Regions from separate parts of the Homo sapiens genome. Here region 1 is linked to region 2. A link is a loop called in an ENCODE intact Hi-C map of the cell type or tissue named here. Cell type or tissue: B cell. All regions are shown on one strand. Each heading gives the region's core, and the rest is flanking DNA. Links, peaks and the distances in the headings are about the cores only. Region 1 has its middle 130 kb from the start of LINC00702. Region 2 overlaps LOC107984195 (a long non-coding RNA gene).

The links. Hi-C counts contacts between places; a loop is a spot of excess contacts. Peaks named below come from ENCODE experiments on the same cell type or tissue, not always from the same donor. Only the 100,000 strongest peaks of a DNase experiment are listed, where the experiment ranks them.
Region 1: it touches region 2 in a loop (4-fold over the local background); 3 of 110 quality-filtered maps call a loop at or near these places.

What each region holds. Positions count from the first base shown.
Region 1 is chr10:4,115,166-4,120,548 of GRCh38, forward strand. No RefSeq gene overlaps it. Among named protein-coding and RNA genes, the nearest start is that of LINC00702, 130 kb to the right of the region's middle. In B cell, for the core only: CTCF peaks have their summits at 2,145, 2,353 and 2,556; no DNase peak of the experiment used is centred there.
Region 2 is chr10:4,056,620-4,062,002 of GRCh38, forward strand. The region is part of intron 4 of LOC107984195 (a long non-coding RNA gene); the gene reads left to right. Among named protein-coding and RNA genes, the nearest start is that of MIR6078, 68 kb to the left of the region's middle. In B cell, for the core only: no CTCF peak of the experiment used is centred there; a DNase peak (open chromatin) is centred at 3,332.

The sequences.
Region 1 (5,383 bases), core at 127-5,126, 58 kb after region 2:
TTCATTTTTATTACAGTGTTTCTTATTTCAAGAGTTTTCTTTTATTTCTTTCTTACATCATCCATCTCTGTGCTTACATTACTCATCTCTTTTGGATTCGTACACTTTTTCAATTAGATTTCTTAGCACATCAATCATAGCTGTTAAATGTCTACTCTGATAATTTTGACATCACTGCCATATCTGAGTCCGGTTTTGCCTATTCTGTCTCTTAAAAGTGTCTTTTGTCTTTTAATATGCCTTGTACATTTTTATTGTAAGTCAGTCATAATGAACTGGGTTTCCTGTTGTCTTTGGGTTTCCCTACAGACTTCTTAAATAACGTGTGATGCAATTCTTTTAGTTGTCTCCCTCTGTAATCACACAAGAGTCTTATTTGGAGGCTCTTTTATGGGGAAGAAGAAAGTGTTATACAGTCCTATAATTAGGCCTTAGTCTTTTAGCAAGCCTATGTCCCTGGGCTGTGATCTTCATAAGAGCTCCTAAGTATCCTCACTCCTTAGGTTAGACAGAAAGATTAAAGGGAGCTGGAGTTGGGTCTTCTCCTTTGCCCAAATAGGTTAGGCTTTGGTTAAAATGGTTTATTCTGAAGGACGCATCGTTAAGAAGAACTGGATATTCTGGCATATTTCAAAGTGGCGATTTTACTTCCAGGAATCCTGGAATTTATGGAAGTGTGGGTGACCCTAGAAGACTGGGTCCCTGGAGAATTTTTCTTTCAGAATTGTCTATGTTAGGTCTTCAACATTTCATGAAGGACAGGTCTGGCTTTCCTGCCCTGCTGCTTATTCCCTTGGAGGTTTCTGCTCATGAGTTTTAGCCACAGTGAGTTGTAACTCTCTGTACCCATATCTGTCTCCCTTTCTACTTTTTGGGTTTCTAGCTTGTGCTGGGACTTCAGTTCTCTGATAAATCTAAGAATTGTTGATTTTGTCTTCTTTGTTTTTTTGCTGTTGTGTGGATTGTGGAGACAACTTTGAAGCCCTGGTTGCATGTCAGTATGGAGAGAGTTTCTGGGTGGACTTTTGGAATTTGTAATACAACGTATTTCAGAAATTGGAAAAAATAAAATTGCATTGAAGAGATTGAAGATATTGTCAAATGAATCTCTCATATTTTGGACAAAGAGGTAAAGAAATGTAAAATAGAATAGAATCAGCCAATAAATGAGTCAATACTGATCTAGTTCAAGAAAGGAGAAAACTTGGGAAATGGAGGGAAAAAGCTAACAAAATAGAGTAGAATTTTCTAGAGCTGCAGAAAGGCATTGGTCTTTAAACTGTGCTGATTTGACAATTAAAAAGGACTGACACAAAGAAGAACTTAGAAAGTTTTTAGCACACCAAGAATAACTGACCTATCTTAGAAGCTTCCAGAAAGAGAAGATTAAATTTCCATTACTTATAAAAGAAAACTCAGATTGATGTAGTTTCTGATTTCTCATCAGCAACAGTGAAGGACTTTCTTCAGCAATCCTTTCTGCTAGAAGTCTGTAGAAATTCGTGTCGCGGTTCTAAGGGTAAACCACTGAACCCAGGGTTCTATAATCTCAAGAATCATTTGAGAGGGTAAAAAATGATGCATCTCATTTGAGATTATAAAAGGATACGGCTATTGCAAGAATATCAAAAAATAATTGTGGCCAGGCATAAGGCAATAAGAATCAGCAGCACCTGGAGGAAACTAAAGAATGTACAGGCCCCACTAAAGAAAGTTAAGGTCTAGAAAACAACATGAAACCCAAATCAGAAGACCTAGATATACCTGTAGGTCACCAGCAGGTGACCTACACCCATGTGGTGGTGTAAAACAAGAATCAACTGCAAAACAAAACAACCAAAACATCTGAAAATGAAGAGTAAATAGAATTCAAGAAATCATAGATTTAATCAAAGAATGAAAGAAAATAAATTTTAGAATTCAACTGTATAGCAGGCTGAGAAAACAACTGGGTCATACTAGGGTGTAAAATAAAAAGGCCCCAAGGAAATTACGTGGAAGTGCAACCCCTAAAATAAATAGTGCAAACTTACGGATAAAGTGAACAAACATATTGCTGTTGTCAAAGAATAAGAAAGAGAAGAAGAAAGAGAAAGAGAGAGAGAAACAGAGAGGAAATGGAAGGAAGGAAGGAAGGAGGGAGGGAGGGAAGAAGGGAGGAAAAGAAAGAAAGAAAAAAATAGGAAGGAAGGAGAAAGAAAGATAGCAAGAAAGAAAGAAAAGAAGGAAGGAAGGAAGGAAGGAAGACAGAGAGAGAAAGAAAGAAGGAGGGAGGAAGGAAGGAAGGAGAAAGACAGAGAGAGAAAGAAAGAAGGAGGGAGGAAGGAAGGAAGGAAGGAAGACAGAGAGAGAAAGAAAGAAGGAGGGAGGAAGGAAGGAAGGAGAAAGACAGAGAGAGAAAGAAAGAAGGAGGGAGGAAGGAAGGAAGGAGAAAGAGAGAGAAAGAAAGAAGGAGGGAGGAAGGAAGGAAGGAGAAAGACAGAGAGAGAGAGGAAGGAAGGAAAAAGGGAGGGAGGGAGACAATGAGAAAGAAAGAAAGAAAGAGGGAGGGAGGAAGAAAGGAAGGAGAGAGAGAAATAAAGAAAGATGGAGGGAGAGAGGAAGGAAGGAAGGAGAGAGAGAGAAAGAAAGAGAAAGAAAGAAAGGAAGGAAGGAAGAAAGAAAGAGGGAGGGAGAAAGGGAGGGAGGAAAGAAGAAAGGAAGGAAGGAAGGAAGGATGGGAGGGAGGGAGGAAAAAGAAATTTACAACAAATTTTAGGCACAATAACATCTATACAAGGAAAATCAGAGTCTAAATATCAAACAAAGTTAAATGTCGCATGGACTTTGGTTAATTATGAAACTTTCTGATCTCGGTGCTTGAATGTTGTCTTTATAGTGTCACGGGCTCGATGGTTACAAAATGGCACAATTCCTAAGTACCCAGTAGAGACAGAATGGATTTGTGCTTGATGGTGCTTGTGCCTGGGGCAGGTGGGCCACCTGGGAGTGAGGAGAGGAGTTGAGTTTTACATCTGGGTTGACACAGGGTAAATCAGAGGCATTGGTGCAAGATCTAAAGGTAGAAAAGCTCATGAGGAGACTAGACCTCTGTGATGGTACTGAGAGGTTACCAAGGGCCAGAGGTCCCCAGGGATATAAATATACACAGATAAAATTTTTCTAGATAAATATGCTATTTGGTTTGCTATGGTTGTGGAACTATGAGGTTTTCCTAGCTTTCTCTTCTGTGGTTATGTAACTTTATAAAAAAAGGACTTTATAATTAAAAATGGAACAGATTATTCTAGACTTTAAGAAATAATTGACCAAAGTTAATTACCATGTTTATAACAGCCACACCTGCTGTATCATGTGGTTGCCAAGAATGATCTTAAAAATATAAAAATGCATCTGCTACCATGACTTGATAGAAGTGGCTTGGAAGCCTGCAGGTTAGTGACATCACTCCACTTCGTGAGCTCTTCGATGAGAGGTGGGTTGGCTGGAGGTGGGTTTATTCCCTGGAGGAACTTTCGTGCTGAGATGAGGACTAAACGCCTTTTCTTGCTCCTTCTTGATCACCAGATCTATCACAATAGTAGCCAGGCAAAGCATAAATCCTGTTTTTTCCCCACATTGAATATACATTGCCACATAGATTTCAGATTAAAAGTTTCTTGGTCTTCAGAAAGATAAAGGAACATCAGCAAACAAATCTAATCTCTACCTTTCTCTTGGGCTTACAAAGAATTTTAAAAAGAGATTGATTAGATAGATAAATATAGATAGAATATATATATATATATATATATATATATATATATATATATATAGTGTGTGTGTGTGTGAGTGTGTGTTCTCACAAGAAAATAAAATAATACTTTCCCAGGGGAAAGGTGTTTTGAGACTTGTGGTCAAATTCTGTGTTTTCCTAATTACCTGTGCAAGACTGGGTGAGAGTCTTAGTTTCCTCTTGGGGAGGAGATGAAGGGCTTGGGCAGCTTTCTAAGTAGACTCGGTGGTAACGTTCTGCAAGTCCCTAAGCCAGGTGAATATCTGGAGGAGGATGTGAGTTCCTCCTCCACCTCCCTCACATTGTCAGGTAGGGGTGGCTGAGCTCCAGAAGGATTCACCTCTGGACATTGCCCCCATCCATCGCTTCCTCCTAAGGCCACCCCTGTAACCAGTGCGAGGCTGCCGAGACAAGGTTCATTCCATCGCTGGGCCAGGCCAGAGTTACCGACTGCTCAGTTATTGACACCTCCTTATTTCTGTCCATCCATGAGATGGATTGTTGTAGATTTGGTGAAAAGTGTTCAGTGAAGAAAGTAAATCAAATTGCTTTAGTTTACATATGAGATAATGCACGTAAAAATGCCCTTATCTATGAAATTCTAAACAGATACAGGAAATTATGATTCTTCTGATTAAACACTAGCTTACTGCTACTATGAGATACATATACAGACAGCTATAGACAGGAAGATAGTCACTGTGTATATATTGAGCACAACCCACTATATAGGAGAATAAAAATATATTATACCATGTTATAACTAAATGCAAAGATACCTTAGCATTCAAGAATCGCATATTCACTTGATGACAGTTTCTTCTAGAAAACTGAAGTAGAATGGAATAACATGACTTTTTATATATTTTTCAGATTAAAAAGTTAAATATGTTTATTCTAATTACCTGATTACTTGCTCTCCCACCCCTGCCTATCTCTTTTTCTGTCTAAAGAAGGGTTGACTCTAGTAGCCAAGCAAATAAGCTAATGGTTCCCTCTTATGCCACACACTTCTGAAAGTAAGTTGAATGGCTCTTGGTGTATGTTGATGAGGAGGTATGACTATTATATAACAATATTGAAAAGAAGACTTCATTTCTATTTCACTCAAGAAATGAAGTCTAGGGCTGGGTGCGGTGGCTCACGCCTGTAGTCCCAGCACTTTGGGAGGCAGAGGCAGGTGGATCACCTGAGGTCAGGAGTTCAAGACCACTCTGGCCAACATGATGAAACCTCGTCTCTACTAAAACTACAAAAAGTTAGCTGGGCTTAGTGGTGGGCACCTGTAATACCAGCTACTCAGGAGGCTGAGGCAGAAGAATCGCTTCAACCCTGGAGGCGGGGGTTATAGTGTGCTGAGATCATGCCATTGCACTCCAGCCTGGGTGACAAAGCAAGATCCTGTCTAAAAAAAAAAAAAAAAAAAAAAAAAGAAGTCTAACTTGTCTTCATGCATAAAATGTTCATATTAGTTTGACAAACTTTCTAACAAAAATGAAAACAAACTAGCAATATATTTAATAATTATACTTTATGATTCAACAAAAAACAAATGTTGAGCTGTGCTTAGTTATTTAATTTTATTTTTGATGTAGGGCAGGTCTTGGG
Region 2 (5,383 bases), core at 256-5,255:
AATAAAGAAAAATTTCAGTTTATGGAATTTAAATGTTATAATTAAGATACAGGGCACAAATGTTATAGACATTCAATATGCATAGACCTTTGCGTTGTAATGGAGAAGGGAAGAGATGGTGATTAAATTTTGACTTCTGTATGGGAACTGTTAAATAATACTAAACACTAACATAATAGAAATAGGGACTGTAAATTCAACTTGGTGGAAAATTTTTAAATGTAGGGAGAGGAAAAAAGCCTCTAAATTCAAAAAACGCCAAGAAGGAAGAAAAGTCCAAAAGAATGATAGCACGCATGAGAAGAATAGAAAGCACAATATGAGATAGTAAAATAAAAGTCAAATATGTCAGCAATCCAAAAGGTTCTGATGGAAGAACAGGCTGAGCTTCTGTAAGGAAGAGAAGAGGAGTGGATTTCTCCCTCTCTGGAGAGTCCCCACGAGTGGACATAGGCTTGTGGATGGCCCTGCACACTCTTCTCTCGGCCTGCTTCACTGGCTCTAAGGTGCCTTTTCAGCTGTGACCATAGCTGGGTCTACAGGAACGGGTGAAGGTGGACACCTAGGAGCTCCTTTCTCAGACTGAGACCCAGTCACCCCCAGCAGCCTGTGCACCTTTGCTCCATTCTACTTCCCCCAGCTCACTCATACGTAGCTACGAGCACTCCCAGGACACACTCAGCTCAGGGAAGGACCTGGGAGAAGGTTCTATGAGTAGAAGGAAGAAGTGGAGAATGGAAACTGTAGGCAATTAGCACTCTTCCCTTCAACACTAAATGGGAATCGACTCAACATTCTGGTTGAAAAGCAAATATTTTCATACTGGATTAAAAAATATCTAGCTAAATGCTATTTACGAGAGACACATCCAAATTACAAGAATTTAGAAAATTTGGCAGTTAAAAGAATTTTTCTTCTTGTAAACTGATTATCTATATCTATCACTGTTATAAACTGATATACATATATAAATGTTATGTAAATACACACAATTGTACACATATGCGTGTACACACAGACAAACAAAGGAAAGCTGATTTAATGCTCTTATTATTAGGCAAAAGAGACTTAAAAGGCAGAAACCACTACTAAAGATAAAGAGAGAGGATCATTATATAACACAAATGTTTCAATTTTCTCAAGGAAAATATAACTAAGCTTACATACACTTACTAATAAAGTTTCAAAAGTAAATATTAGCAAAACAAGGAAAAATAGAGTTCAGCATTTTATTAGGGAATATTTAATAGAATGGGCTTGCTTCACACTTTCTAGCTGTGTGACATCGGGATGTTTCTTGAGTTGTCTATGACTCATAATGGCAAAATGGTACAATAAGATAAATACTTCCTAATGTATTAAATAAAACAGTGTGGATAATGTACTTAGCAAAGTATCTAGTGTGCAGGAAATAGTCCATCAAAATTAAATACTGTTATTATAACATTTTTGATGAAAGTGGTAATAAAGCCACATTAGAGAAAAAAGACTTGAATTACTTTTGCACCCACCCATAGCAAATAATAATCTTTTCATTTCTGATTGCTGCTATGACCACAGAAAATAACAGAGCCATGAGGAAAGAGGAAAAACAAATAAAAAGCTATCTGATAGTGGAGGTTATTGCTCTATTTCCCTTGGAGGCAAAACATATTTTCAAAAAAATTCTTCTTTTCCTCCAAATTCTCCAACTTTTATTTTTAAATATACGTACTGCTATGAAATCCACATATTATTTTCTGCCTGAGTAATATTTTGAAACGCCAGTGACCATTTTGCTATTGACTCATTACGCTGCCGTTTTTTCGATCTATGTGAACATGTGTAGAAAGCTATGAAAACAGAAAGCACAGCATCACCAAAGGCAAGATAGAACCCACTGTTGGTATTGGATAGCGTTGCCTATATGATCAAAAATGTGTCATCGATTAAGTGTGAAACGTTTATTCTGGTCAATGGCTTCCCAATTTAGTGTAAACATATAATTCTATGCTGATTCCTCTGGTTAGAGCCATAGTATATCACCGTGGTCTTCCAGACGCCTTTGCGTTTACTTTGAGTATAGACATGATTGGGCTCAAGCTAAACTCAGTCGTCTTTGATTTGGTTGCATGCGGAGCCAGTGCCATCCATGCCACTCAGCTTCAGATTGTTTCTAAGTATCCCTGAAAAACATCAGGCACACACAGAACCACTACCTTACCCTTGGGGTTTGTCAACTCACAGACCTACTGCTTTACACAAAGAAGGTGGTTAAACATGCATTTCTTTTAAAGGCATATTTGGTCCCTCTAAAACAGCGCAATAAAATTGCACAATCTAAAGGAAGGAACAGTTTGTTTTGCCCTTTTTATTGCCAGTTAAATGCCAGTAGACTCTTAAAGTAACAGCAACCCGTGTAAAGGGGAAAAAAAAAAGCAAATAAAATTTTTATGAGTTAAAAATAAACCTAATGCTCTTTCCTCTTCCATAGTTTTACAAAACTTTCTATACCTTTTGGCAGAAGGAACTACATATAATATATAATATTTTTGCTCTGCAAATACCAGCAAGGCATCATATAAAATTATAGCTGTAGGAATGGAGATGCTGTAAAACCAAACAGGGAAAAAGAACATTTTCATACAGAGTAACACAGTTGATGTTATTTTCACTCTAACAAAGCAAAATTTATTGTAAGAGTAAAAGAAGCTGGGTGTGGTGGCTAACGCCTATAATCCCAGCACCTTGGGAGGCCGAGGTGGGCAGATCACTCAAGGTCAGGAGTTCAAGACCAGCCTGGGCAACATGGTGAAGCCCTGTCTCTACTAAAAACACAAAAATTAGCCAGGTGTGGTGGCTCATGCCTGTAATCCCAGTTACTCAGGAGACTGAGGCAGGTGAATTTCTTGAACCCAGGAAGCAGAAGTTGCAGTGAGCCAAGATCGTGCCACTGTACTCCAGGCTGGGCCACAGAGCAAGACTCTGTGTTTAAAAAAAAAAAAAAAAAGAAAGAAAGTGGCGTTGGCTGTATGCTTTATTTTGCTTGTATAAAACCTCTTAAAAATAGCATTCATTATAGGTGGCTCTTATTTTTAAACAGAGCAGTTGCTTCTTCTGTTCTGTGTCTGATTTAACACCTGAACGCCTTGTGACCCTTTTCAAGCATTTTAGCTGTAATGGTGCATCGGAGCCATCTGGAAGCCCAAGGGATTCTGATCCAATTGGCCTGAGGTGCCTCCGGGGTCTTTTCTTCCAGGAGTTTTCAAAGCTCCCCAGGTGACTGACGGGTAGCCAAAGTTGAGAACCACAAGTTAGATGACATCTAACCACAGCTTAGATGAGCAGGGATGCACAAAGTCAGTGGTAATGTGGAACGTCCGCCAAGAGGAAGCTACACCTCAGTCGTTAATGTCTAGTCTCCTTCCTGTTGCCCTGAGTTTAACTAGCTGTGATGCTACTCTTGACCACCTGGCCCAGGGCACCACCCTCCTTCCACCAACCCTAAATTTCACCTGAAGGGACCAGAGTAACGACGGTTTGGGAGTGGCGAGACAGGAACAGGGGAAAGGGACTCTTTTGATTTCCATTTTTTTCCCATCTTAAATGCTGACATATGCTCCAGAAAGTTTGTGTTGGTCTCCAAACACCAGCCAGAAGGGTTGCTTTAGCGTCGATGGCCTTGAGTTTCTGTTTGTTTCATTTTGTGTGTCCAGCATATCTTCTTTCGTGCATCAACAATTGTGTATAGCTTGCCTTAGGCTGAGCAGCAGGAGTGACAGACTTTTTTGGGGGGTGGGGGGCGTGCATCGGGGAAGAAGGGGAACCAAGAAGATGGGAAGGAGCCTGCAGAGGGTGTTTGGCTGGCATCACTTAGGCTAACCTTACCCAGGGCCAAAGATGTGGCACAGGCTGGCACAGAGTTGGAAGCTGATGCATGTTCATTATTTACCCTCAGCTAATGTCCAGTGCAGCTGCTGACATCTAGCACAGCTCGGCAAATCAAGCTGGCCAGAGATGGAAAATATTCTTACCCAAAACTTGATGGAATGCTAAGGGTGTCCCGGCATATTATCTGGAAAAATGTCATGGAAGGACTAGAAATTAAGCTGGATAAGGAAGACCTGATCCCTCCAGCTTAGAAACCTTACCTATTCAAAATAAGAGCTGCTGTTTCCTGTTGGATTCATAGACTATAATAATAATTTGTAATAATTTAGTTATAGTAATAGTTTCTTGTTACTATAATAATTATTTGTGAGAATTTGCTGGTAAACAGTAATTTTGTATTAGATAGTAATAATTAATTTATATTATGGTAAATCTAGAAATTACTAAATTTTATAAATAATTAATAAAAACTGAACCCCAAATTAGAACAGTGATGACAAAAGTAATAACGATAATCACAACAGTGTATATATAATATATATATATTTCCACATATAACTATATGGAGTTATCTTTATTATTCAGTTGCTCATGTATTTATCTGACTGTTTATTAATTACCTGGCTTCTAGGTGTTAAGCACTTTGTTATATGTTAAGTATACAACAATAAAGAAACAGATAGGGTCTCCATCCTCAGTAATTTGGTAGACTAGTGAGAGACAGGCATTAAACAATTAAAAATTCAAGGGTATATATTATGGCAAAAATGTGTTAAGGAAAAGAACTGGGACATGAGATAATTTATCCAAATTCCTACTTGGGTTCCAGTGATCTGAGGATACCCTTTAAGACCTTTAAGAAAATGACATTTAAACAGAATCCTGATTGATGGGCAAGAATCATTTTGGTTAAGAAATGGAAGGAGTTCATTTTATGCAGGAAGGGGAATGTGCAATGAGGTAAAAATACTTCCTGAAGAAGGAGCACTCACACATGCAGGCATGTGCAGGCACACCCACAACACGCCCTCACACATGACAGTCCAGCACGCAGTGTGCATAGACAGTCACGCTGGTGTCTGGCCCCCTCCCAGAATCTATGAAGATAGGACAAACTAACTGGGTGCCAAGGACCACAATTTTCAAAAACAAGAGCAGGGAAGTGCTGAGCGTCTGGGCAAATAAGTCTAGACTCTGATCTTGAAGATATGAATTCATTTCAGAACATTTGCTTGGACTATCTCCTTGTGCTTGCATAATCTTGCCTACACCACGATGTGCTAAGTTTAGACGTTCCTCCAGTCTTCCAGCAGGCAGTATGGCAGAGAGGGAGGGAACGGGCTCAGCCCAGGGCTCCCCAGTTCTGCTACCACCAGGGAGAGGGAGGGGTATTGTTCTTACTGCAGAAAGTGCCAAGACTTGAACCAAATGTTTATATTGTGTTTTTGAATTTCTGCTTGGGGAAGAGACAGCCTACCAATGACTTCAAGAAAATATGTTGGCTCTTTTTCTG